2 separate regions of the Homo sapiens genome follow, and region 1 is linked to region 2. Evidence: read pairs that join two places in POLR2A ChIA-PET (ENCODE). Cell type or tissue: endothelial cell of umbilical vein. All regions are shown on one strand. Each heading gives the region's core, and the rest is flanking DNA. Links, peaks and the distances in the headings are about the cores only. Region 1 has its middle 38 kb from the start of LINC02252. Region 2 overlaps PGBD4 (piggyBac transposable element derived 4).

Region 1 (5,383 bases), core at 106-5,105, 580 kb after region 2:
TGCTAAATGGGCAGAAGCCACCAAGGAAGAAGAATTAAAGAATATTAAATGAAAGAACCAGCAAACCCATATACAAAGTATAGGCTATTTATAAATACTTATGGATCAGATCTGGGTGAGAAGTTGTTATAAGGGATTACAAAATGGATTGAAAAGGAAATAATCTAGAATTCCTTTAAGGAGGTCAGAAATAGTGCAGTAGAAATATTGTGTTTTCAAATGTAGGAACAGGAAATTATGATACTATTCCTAACCCATCATAAGGGTCATGGCCAATATTCTTATAAAAAAATACAGGTTAACTAGAGAAAATCATAATACATTTATTTAACCAAAGTTTTACACGACATAGGAGCCTTGAGAAATGAAGACCCAAAAGCCAGGAAGAACTTTCTTTTTTATGCTTGGGTTTGATGAAGAATGGACAGCTGTATAAAAATGTGATTGGACAGAAAGGGTATAATCCGAGAGCAACAGACTGAGGGGGAAAGCAAGCAAGACCTGTCTGTTCAGCTTCTTCTTGACCTCTCTGTGTAGCGTTTCTTCCTCCTAGGAAGGGGTCCCTCTGGAATGAGGGTCTTCAAGGGAGAAGGGAGAGAATGACCTTTCTAGGTTTTACGGGTGGCTTTGAGAAAGAGGAGTTCTAGTTTCTATGACCCACCTTGGGGAAGGGGAAGTGTGGCTTCTATGACTCACTTTGGGGAAGAAAGAGAAGCAGGAGACAGGAGGATGGGAGAAGATGGGAAAGACCTTGGTTCTGAGGCCTTTCCAATTTTCTTCAGTTCAAAGTACTCAGCACACCAAAGCGCCATGCTTTGGAGTATCATATTCTGAGCCCAACACAAACATAAGTTTTCCATTGTTAATTTTTCTCTACTTTCTCAGGGTCTTCATTCCTACATTCTTACAGCCCAGGCGCTTCATCCACTGGAACTCTCCTCCATTACTCCCACCCTAAGCATTATTCTACACCCCATTTTTGCTCTCAATCAACTATTGATTCATTTTCCTGCAAAGGTGTTCACCAATAATTGAGGTGGCCACTGATAAACCATCAATGTGTGGAATCTCCTAGGGAACATTTACATTTCAGGAGAAAAACAAAGCCTTTAAGCTCTGAAGGAATACAAAATGTAGGAATAGCATTTTGTGGCACAGAGTTCTCCCTGGCTCTCTGAAAAATGGCTCTAGCTAAGACATCTGCCTATATTGCCAATTCAGCTCTCTAAGTCTCCTTCCTTGTGGCTGGCTGGTTGCAAATGAGGCATACCCATCTATACACAGAAGACTTCTGAGGGTCATGCACTGAGCACATGCCCCTCTCAGGGTGCATGCACCGACCCCTACCTTTCTTTTCAGCGCCTGTTTACACCATTGCCTTTTGCCCTATGAAGACACAGTCCTCCCTAAAGCCCAGTTCACCCCGTTCTTTCCTTTCTCAAAGGTTAAAAATAGCACTCTCTTCAATGACCTCAATAATTTAGAACCCATGAATAAGTCATTTGCCCAGGAGACTACATTGGGGCTTCTATTTTTGCCTATAATCTCTCACCAAGCAAAATGACCTCTCTCATGGAGCCAACAATGACACCCGTTGCTCTTCTGGCTTCCCACAGAAAGGCACAGGCAGAGCTTGCAAAGTAGTCTTTCCTCAAGGACAAGATGGTCTGATAGGTGTCAGTGACTTCAGAATGTGAGTAACTAAACATGAACTTAGCCATGTATGCCTTGCTCAGAACTCCTGGAACTGCCCAGAGCATACTCCAAGAGGAACACATTCTATAAAATGGGGGAGGCAATTTCTGCCTATACTGGCCCTCCTCTCCAGCCCTCCATCTTTGAACCTCAATAGAAGAGCAATATGAAAGCTGCTCAGGCCCTTAAGCCCATGTGATTGCTCCTGCATTCCAACAACACCTCTCTTCAACTTACATTCCCTTGCCCCATCAACTATTTACTCTGAGCCAATCCTGTGGTCACTGAGAAACACTCCACCTCAGGTATTTGGGCCACTAGTCAACAAAAATAAGTTTGACTTTCTTCCCTCCATATTTCCATACCTAGGGGCTGTCCTAGTTCCGCTTTTCTCAACTATCCATAGGATTCCCAGCCCAAGTGTTCTGCCGGCATCTCTAGCCTCAGCCTCCAAGGGATCCATTCTCACTTTTCATTGGCCCCATGCCCAAAGCCTTCCACGCTGTTTGTGCAGCCCTGAACTATGTCAGTGGGAAGCTACATGAAACCGTGTCATATGACCTCATGCCCCATGAGTCACAAAATCATTAATTCATTCTCACTATCTCCCTCTGGAAAAATACTCTTCCTAAACCTTACTCCCTGCCCCTGCCAAAAGGAAGATATATGTATTTCAGAAAATGAGAAACTGCTTCTTTTACAGCCTATTGTTTTCCTTTATAAAATAAATAATTTTTTGTCTCACATTTCCTGAAAAGTTACCATGAGGCAAGTACAGTGCTTAATGCTTTATTGAAGCATCTCACTTATTTTTCTCTAAAAATCCTCTAAGGTGATGTTATTTCCCTCATTCTATACTGGAGAAAACTGGGGCACAGCAGCTTGTTCACAGGGGCAGAGGCAGGATTTGAACCTAGGAAGTCTTTTTCCAGAAACTACTGATCACTAAGCTCTACAGGACATAAGACCGTACCCTCTTGTTGCCTTTAGTCCACAAAGAACTCTGTAAGTAAGTTCCCACTTTTTCCTTTGAGAAGACACAATGACTTCCATTTAGTCACATCTTTGGTGGGCATTCCTTACTTCCTATCTGTGCTCTCTTTCTGCCAGTTTAGGCAATACCATCATGGACATAGAAACGGGCAAAGATTTCATGACAAAGACACCAAAAGCAATTGCAACAAAAGCAAAAATTGATATGTGGGATCTAATTAAACTAAAGAGCTTCTGCACAGCAAAAGAAACTATCAACAGAGTAAACAGACAACCTACAAAATGGGAGAAAAGATTTGCAAACTATGCATTTGACAAAGGTCTAATATCCAGCATCTGTAAGGAACTTAAACAAATTTACAAGAGAAAAACAAACAACCCCATTAAGATGTGGGCAAAGGACACAAAAAGACACTTTTCAAAAGAAGACATACCTGTGGCCAATAAGCATATAAAAAAGCCAAATATCATTGATCGTTAGAGAAATGCAAATCAAAACCACAATGAGATACCATCTCACACCAGTCAGAATGGCTATTACATAAAAAGTCAAAAAATAGCAGATGCTGGCAAGGTTGTGGAGAAAAGGGAGCACTTACACACTGTTGGTGGGAGTGTAATTAGTTCAACCATTGTGGAAAGCAGTGTGGCGATTCCTCAAAGAGCTAAAAACAGAAATACCATTAGACCCAGCAACCGCATTACTGGGTATATACCCAGACGAATGTAAATCATTCTACCATAAATACTCATGCACGCGAATGTTCATTGCAGCACTATTCACAATAATAAAGTTGTGGAATCAACCTAAACGCCCATCAATGACGGATTGGATAAAGAAAATGTGGTACATATACACCATGGAATACTTTGCAGCTGTAAAAAAAGAACAAGAGCATGTCTTTTGTGGGAACATAGATGGAGCTGGAGGCTGTTATGCTTAGCAAACTAATGCAAGAAGAGGAAACCAAATACCACATGTTCTCACTTATAAGTGGGAGCTAAATGATAACTTATGGATACGAAGAAGGAAACAACATCACCAAGGTATCAGGCCCAGTAGTTATCTACCCATAGGAGGAGGGAGAGGAGCAGAAAAAACTATTGGGTACTGGACTTAATACTGGGTGGTGAAATAATAGGTACAACAAACCCCTATAACACGTTAACCTATGTAACAAATCTTCACATGTACCCCTAAACCTAAAATCAAAGTTAAAATAGAAAAAAAAGCACAAGAAAAAAAAAAAAGAATTAGCAGGAGTGAATGCTCTTAACTGAGAGCTCCCTGGTCTAAAATTCTTAATTAATTGCTGTGGGCCTCACTGAGCCAGGGTACTTTCCATTGCCAATTCTTTTTTTTTTTTTTTCTTTTTTTTTGAGACGGAGTCTTGCTGTGTCGCCGAGGCTGGAGTGCAGTTGTGCGATCTCTGCTCACTGCAAGCTCTGCCTCCTGGGTTCATGCCATTCTCCTGCCTCAGCCTCCCGAGTAGAGTAGCTGGGACTACAGGCACCCGCCACCACACCCGGCTAATTTTTTGTATTTTTAGTAGAGATGGGGTTTCACCGTGTTAGCCAGGATGGTCTTGATCTCCTGACTTCGTGATCCACCGGCCTCGGCCTCCCAAAGTGCTGGGATTACAGGCGTGAGCTACCATGCCCCCCTCCATTGCCAATCCTAACCATTTGAAACAATTGTTATATGTGTTCATACTTGGTGAATTATAATAATCAACACCACCCTTCAAATTGCTTATCTTATTTCTTTGAAAAGTGGAACGGAAGTTTTTCCACAGTGAGTAGTTCAGGAGAGTCTATGTAGCCTCTACTTTTGACACATGGATATATTTTCAGTAGATATGATCAAAAAGAGAATACCAGCTTGAGTTTCTCAGAGAAGTGTGGTTCATTAATTCATTCACAAATATTTATAAAGTGCCTGCTATAAGCTAGGTGCTGGATTGAATAACCTTAACAATCCCTTCTGATCTTGAGAATCTATAATTCCAGGAGAAAGGTGAAGTGAGCCTAGAAGAATTCACTGGATTTTGTAGAGTGGAGACAAGAAGGGATACCTTTCTATATCATGTTAGTGAAGGATAACAGTAGGACAGCACTGGCCTATCCTGGTGGGGGTGAGTATATCTCTCTAGTACAACAAAAGAAACTCTCCAGAAAATTCTGGGGAAATGTGGTTGGATGGGTAGTCTGGGCCGGGTTATTGGATGCCCTTGAAAATCAGGCAGGAACCACACCTTGGTGCTAGAGACAAGAGAAAGTCATTGTCATAATCCTGAGCTGGGGAATGCTGTGAAGAACATAGTTCTTAGGGTGAGAAATCAGTGGCCACTTGTGGTGAAAGCGAATCTTTCTTCTCCTTACACAGCCAATTGAATGAAAATGAACATTCCCAATTAGAGAAGAAAAGTAACCTCCCGGTGGCCTAGATGCACGGCACAGAAACAGAAACAGAAGGCATTTTTCTCCCCTTTCACAGTTCTTATTTTCTGTGTTACCCTCCTGTCTCAGATCTGTGATGATGTGGTTTGCTAGATGTTCCCAGAGCTGCTAATAAGATGTGGCTATAATCTATTCACTTGACAGCCTTCACTGGAAACCAGACTTCTCTCCTAAACCCCTGCATTTCCTGGGTGACCACGGGGGTTGTGCAGTGTGGTCTGAGAGTGCCACAGGG
Region 2 (5,379 bases), core at 1-5,000:
AGCAACATTAAGATTGTGTCCTATTTTACTATTCCTAATTTTGCTGAAGTGAATTTCTTTTGCCATGTGATTTCCACAGGTGTATATATGTAGCGTAATTAGTACTAGTAGAAAGTAGAATTGCTAGATCAAAGAGTATGTGCCTTTGTAATTTTGATGATATTGTGAAATCTTCTTCCACAGAAGTTGTTGCAACTTTCACTCTCACCAGCAATGTGTAAGATAACTTGCTTCTTCATACCCTCACCAACAATGAGCTATCAAATGTTATTTTTGCCAAGCAAATAAATTAAAAGTGATATCTCAGTTTTTGTTTGTTTGTTTGTTTTTTGAGACAGAGTTTCACTCTTTGTTGCCCAGGCTGGAGTGCAGTGGCGTGATCTCGGCTCACTGTAACCTCCGCCTCCCAGGTTCAAACGATTCTCCTGTCTCACCCTCCCGAGTAGCTGGGATTACAGGCACCTGCCACCACACCCAGTTAATTTTTGTATTTTTAGTAGAGACAGGGTTTCACCATGTTGGCTAGGCTGACCTCGAACTCCTAACCTCAGGTGATCCACCTGCCTCGGCCTCCCAAAGTGCTGGAATTACAGGCGTGAGCCACCATGCCTGGCTCTTCTTGCTTGTTTGTTTTGAGACAGAGTCTTGCTCTGTCAGCCAGGCTGGAGTGCAGTGGCACGATATTGGCTCACTGCAACCTCTGTCTCCCAGGCTCAAGCAATTCTCCTGCCTCAGCCTCCTGAGTAGCTAGGATTACAGATGTGTGCCACCACGCCTGGCTAATTTTTGTACTTTTAGTAGAGACGGAGTTTCACCATGTTGGCCAGGCTGGTCTCAAACTCCTGACCTCAGGTAATCCGCCTGCCTTGGCCTCCCAAAGTGCTGGGATGACAGGCGTGAGCCACCACGCTGGGCCTCTTCTTGGTTTTTTAATCCATCTTCTGCCATATGGTGAATTAAATCTAAGTTGTATTGTAGGATTAATGGAGAGCAGCTAAAGAGGAATAAAGCCATGTGTTCAGCCAAGGATAGTTATCATGAAGGATAAAAGCCTCAAAATCCTGATTTTGAAATACAAAGTGCTGATTTTAAAATCAGTACATGTTGAGCTGAGCCCTGAGGCCTTTGTTTCAGTCCCAACCAGAGCAGAAGTAAGCATTGTTGAAACCGTAGTAAAAAGATTATTTGAGAAATAATGGAATGGGACAAAGGATTATAATGTGCTACAGCCCTCTGACCATTACACTTTCTAAACTATTAATAAAATTTTACTTTTCAAAAATGATTTCAAAAATTGCAAAATTTAGAAATATGCTGAAATAAAAACAGCTTCATCCCAAGTTTCCTGATTTTTTTTTTCTGTATATGTTTGGTGACCCTTCTTTGCTGGTGGTATCTTAGACACTTGTTCAGTTTTTTTTTTTTTTTTTTTTTTGAGGCAGAGTCTCACTCTGTCACCCAGGCGGGAGTGCAATGGCGTGATCTTAGCTCACTGCAACGGCGTGATCTCAGGTCACTGCAACCTCCACCTCCCGGTTCAAGCAATTCTCTTGCCTCAGCCTCCCGAGTAGCTGGGACTACAGACGCGCACCACCATGCCTGGCTTCTTTTTGTGTTTTTAGTAGAGACAGGGTTTTGCCACGTTGGCCAGGCTAATCTCGAACTCCTGACCTCTGGTGATTCGCCCGCCTTGGACTTCCAAAGTGCTGGGATTACAGGCATGAGCCACCATGCCCGGCCTTGACACTTGTTCAGTTTGACTAACAAGTAATCAGTGCTCGTCATATTTCCCCAGGTAGGAGCTGGGAAGTTTACTTTGCAGTGGGACAAAAGGTGGATGAGGACCAGCAGTGAACAGTAACTGAAGTCTCTGTATCCCCATTTCTGCCTTCCTTTCTTCCCTTCCCTTATTGTCACTCATACTAAACTATCCAATGCTTCAAACCCCTCACATGCCAGGCTTATACCTCTATAGGCACTACATGGAGAAGAAAAGCCTGAGTAACGTTTTCAGGTAGTGCAAAATTCTGTTATCTCTACTATTTTCCAGGTAGGCCAGAGGAATTGTATAGAGATTCAACTCCAAATTATGTGTTTTCCCATAATGTAGCCCTTGGACTCATGCTTTATAAAAGAAACTATAATTATAATAAAATATTTTAGAAAGATTTTGTGCTGGACTGGCTCAGTTTGTCCAGCCAGATCACTTTTTTTTTTTTTTTAGACGGAGTCTCACTCTGTTGTCAGTCTCACTCTGTTGCAGTGGCGTGATCTCAGCTTACTACAACCTCCGCCTCCCGGGTTCAAGCGATTCTCCTGCCTCAGCCTCCCAAGTAGTTGGGACTACAGGTGCGTGCCACCACGCCCAGCTAATTTTTGTATTTTTAGTAGAGACGGGATTTCACCATGTTGGCCAGGATGGTCTCAATCTCTTGACCTTGGGATCCACCCACCTCAACCTCCCAAAGCGCTGGGATTACAGGTGTGAGCCACTGCACCCGGCCCAGCCAGATCACTTTCTACTCTTACCCTGCTTTGTGACCTGGAAGGGTGGACCTTTAAGGGCTGCAAAAATTCAGTTCCATTTCCTTCTGGCTTCCTGTTGGGTTCAGCCAATGGGAGCTATCAGTAACACACCCCTTGCAGTTTCTCTTAACTGCATAGTTAACTGAAGCAGCTCCCCATACTTCAAAAATTCTAATGAAGGGATAGTTTACAATTGCCCCTTTTGAGTGTTCCCTTTCTTTCCTGCCAAGACTCTGACCCATATGTATTTCAAGTAGAACTATGTTCTACATATGTTAATTATTGCAAATAGTGTTAAAGTGAGAAGTGATCAGTTTACTATCCAAGCTGTTCACTTTTCTCCCTCTTCTTTTTTTGCTGCCTAGCTCTTGACTTCATATCATGGCCACAAGGGGGTGAACAAAGATAGGCACAGAAACAAATCTCAAAACCCATGCTTTAGGAATTTTTATAAATGTTCAATTATACCAACAAAAGTTAACTCTGGGGTTTACAGGTAATACTTCTTTTTTATCCAGTATTCTTTTTAAGTTTCTGTTTTGGGCAACATTTTTATAGTCAGGAACGTATAAAGCTGTTTTTCAAAATAAAGGGGGAAGTAAACTTGCTAAAAATATATAATAGAATTTACTTTGAACTCTTAAAATTGGAATCTGTCAAAAAACAGTTATCATCTCTATCTGGACTTTTCATGATCATTTAAAGCAACATCTTTGGGGATAGTTTCGGCCTTTCCCCGCTCTCTTTCAGTATTCTGCTTGTCAGCACTGATATAATGGTGCTTTTTAAACTATTCTTCACACATTGGCTATCTATTTACAAGTAAGAGGTAGTCAGTTATAAGGTATGACTATAAAGTAACGAGGATTATACCTTTAGCCACTTCTCTTTTATATTTAAATCAATGGGTTTGTGGTATTTTTTAAAATAGAGTAACACTAGCAGAATGCTTGGGAAACTTCAGCCGCTCTAATCTCCAAATACCTCATTTACTTTAAGTGATTTTTGAGCTTTAAGTTTTCAAATCTCATTTACTTCAAGTAGACTAGCTAATCTTTTTCACTCCAGTAAACTGGAGCCAATTCCCATAATATTTTTAAATGCTTGTCATCCACTAGGACTGTGGATTTGGCTTTCTGAAGTTCCCTATGAAGTCCTCTGAAATCGGATGGGTCATCCGTCATTCTCAGAGGGAGTTCAAGATGAATCCTAACTTGCCTCAGTGTCCTGCAAAAATAAATTATAATGGAAAGATTTCACTTTCCTCATTTTACTCTAAATTCTTATCCCTTCCACCAAATTCTGTGAAAAACATAAGTAAAATAAATTGTGAAAGTGTGAAGACATGCTAAATAACTTATAAACATGAAGAGGAGGCAATCATCTTTGATATTAAGAAATGTTATACAATTGCAAACATCCGGAGATATTCTAAAGTGCTCTGTAAATGCTAAACTGTAAATATTGTTAGTTACTATAATTGAACAATACTGACTAAGAAGTGAAAACGTTAGGGGGAAGGAGTTATGTTGCACTGACTATGCTTTGTGCTTTTAGGCTCTGCTCGCCTGGTGAACCCTGCTTCTCAAATGGCCTGTGGTACAGGTATAGGGATGTTCAATGCACTACGGGGGACCTAGGCTAAAGGACTGGCTCTAAGACCAGTCACAAAACTTAAGCACAGTAGTTAAACTCCAGCTCCACACACGACATCCAAAGCCCTCCTTGTATAGTCTCTGTGTTGCTGCCTCACATGCCAGCCCTTACAAAGCATTAGTGCTCTATTTACATCTCTACATAATAAATGCAAAAGCTGGATCTCCTTCATGCCTCGATTAGGGTTTTACTTCAAACAAACAAACAAAAAAAAACTGTGGGCTGAGCACAGTGACTCACGCCTGCAATCCCAGTACTTTGGGAGGCTGAGGCGGGTGGATTGCCTGAGCTCAGGAGTTCGAGACTAGCCTGGCCAACATGGTGAAACCCTGTCTCCACTAAAAGTACAAAAATTAGCTGGGCATGGTGGCACACCCCTGTAATCCCAGCTACTTGCAAGGCTGAGGCAGGAGAATCACTTGAACCCAGAAGGTAGAGATTGTAGTGAGCTGAGGGTGCACCACTGCACTCCAGCTGGGCAACAGAGCGAGACCTTGTCTCAGAAAAATAAATAAAAATTTACTATCATCAATGTGCAAATGGGTAGATGATAAAATTTTACCATCTCAACTATTTTTTATTTTATTTTTTTGGTGGGGGAATGGTATCTCACTCTGTTGCCAGGCTGGAGTGCAGTGGCGTGATCTTAGCTCACTGCAACCTCCGCCTCCCAGGTTCAAGCAATTCTCCTGCCTCAGCCTCCTGAGTAGCTGGGATTACAGGCACCTGCCACCACGCCTAGCTACTTTTTGTATTTTTAGTAGAGACGGAGTTTCACCATGTTGGCCAGGATGGTCTCAATCTCCTGACCTCTTGATGCCCCCACCTTGGCCTCCCAAAGTGCTGGGATTACAGGTGTGAGCTACCGCGCCCGGCCTACCATCTCAACTATTTTTAAGTGTACATTTCAGTAGTGTTAGGTATGTCACTGTTGTATTAAGTTATCGTTGTTGTAAAACTAATCTCCAGAAATTTTTTATCTTGCAAAACTGAAACTATACCCATTAAACTCCCCATTTCCCCACAGCCTCTGGTAACCACCATTCTTTCTGCTTCTGTAAATTTGACTACTTTTTTTTTTGAGATGGAGTCTTTCTCTGTCACTTAGGTTGGAGTGCAGTGGCATGATCTCGGCTCCCTGCAACCTCTGCCTCCCAGGTTCAAGGAATTCTTCTGCGTCAGCCTCCTGAGTAGCTG

What was found. ChIA-PET counts read pairs that join two places held together with the same protein. Peaks named below come from ENCODE experiments on the same cell type or tissue, not always from the same donor. Only the 100,000 strongest peaks of a DNase experiment are listed, where the experiment ranks them.
Region 1: POLR2A ChIA-PET joins it to region 2 with 7 read pairs; 1 of 35 experiments calls an interaction of 5 or more read pairs at or near these places.

What each region holds. Positions count from the first base shown.
Region 1 is chr15:34,691,322-34,696,704 of GRCh38, forward strand. No RefSeq gene overlaps it. Among named protein-coding and RNA genes, the nearest start is that of LINC02252, 38 kb to the left of the region's middle. In endothelial cell of umbilical vein, for the core only: no CTCF peak of the experiment used is centred there; a DNase peak (open chromatin) is centred at 2,270.
Region 2 is chr15:34,107,347-34,112,725 of GRCh38, forward strand. PGBD4 (piggyBac transposable element derived 4) reads left to right here. Exons shown (of 1, transcript NM_152595.5): 1 at 1-1,340. Among named protein-coding and RNA genes, the nearest start is that of PGBD4, 8.0 kb to the left of the region's middle. In endothelial cell of umbilical vein, for the core only: a CTCF peak has its summit at 2,887 (motif pointing right); a DNase peak (open chromatin) is centred at 2,925.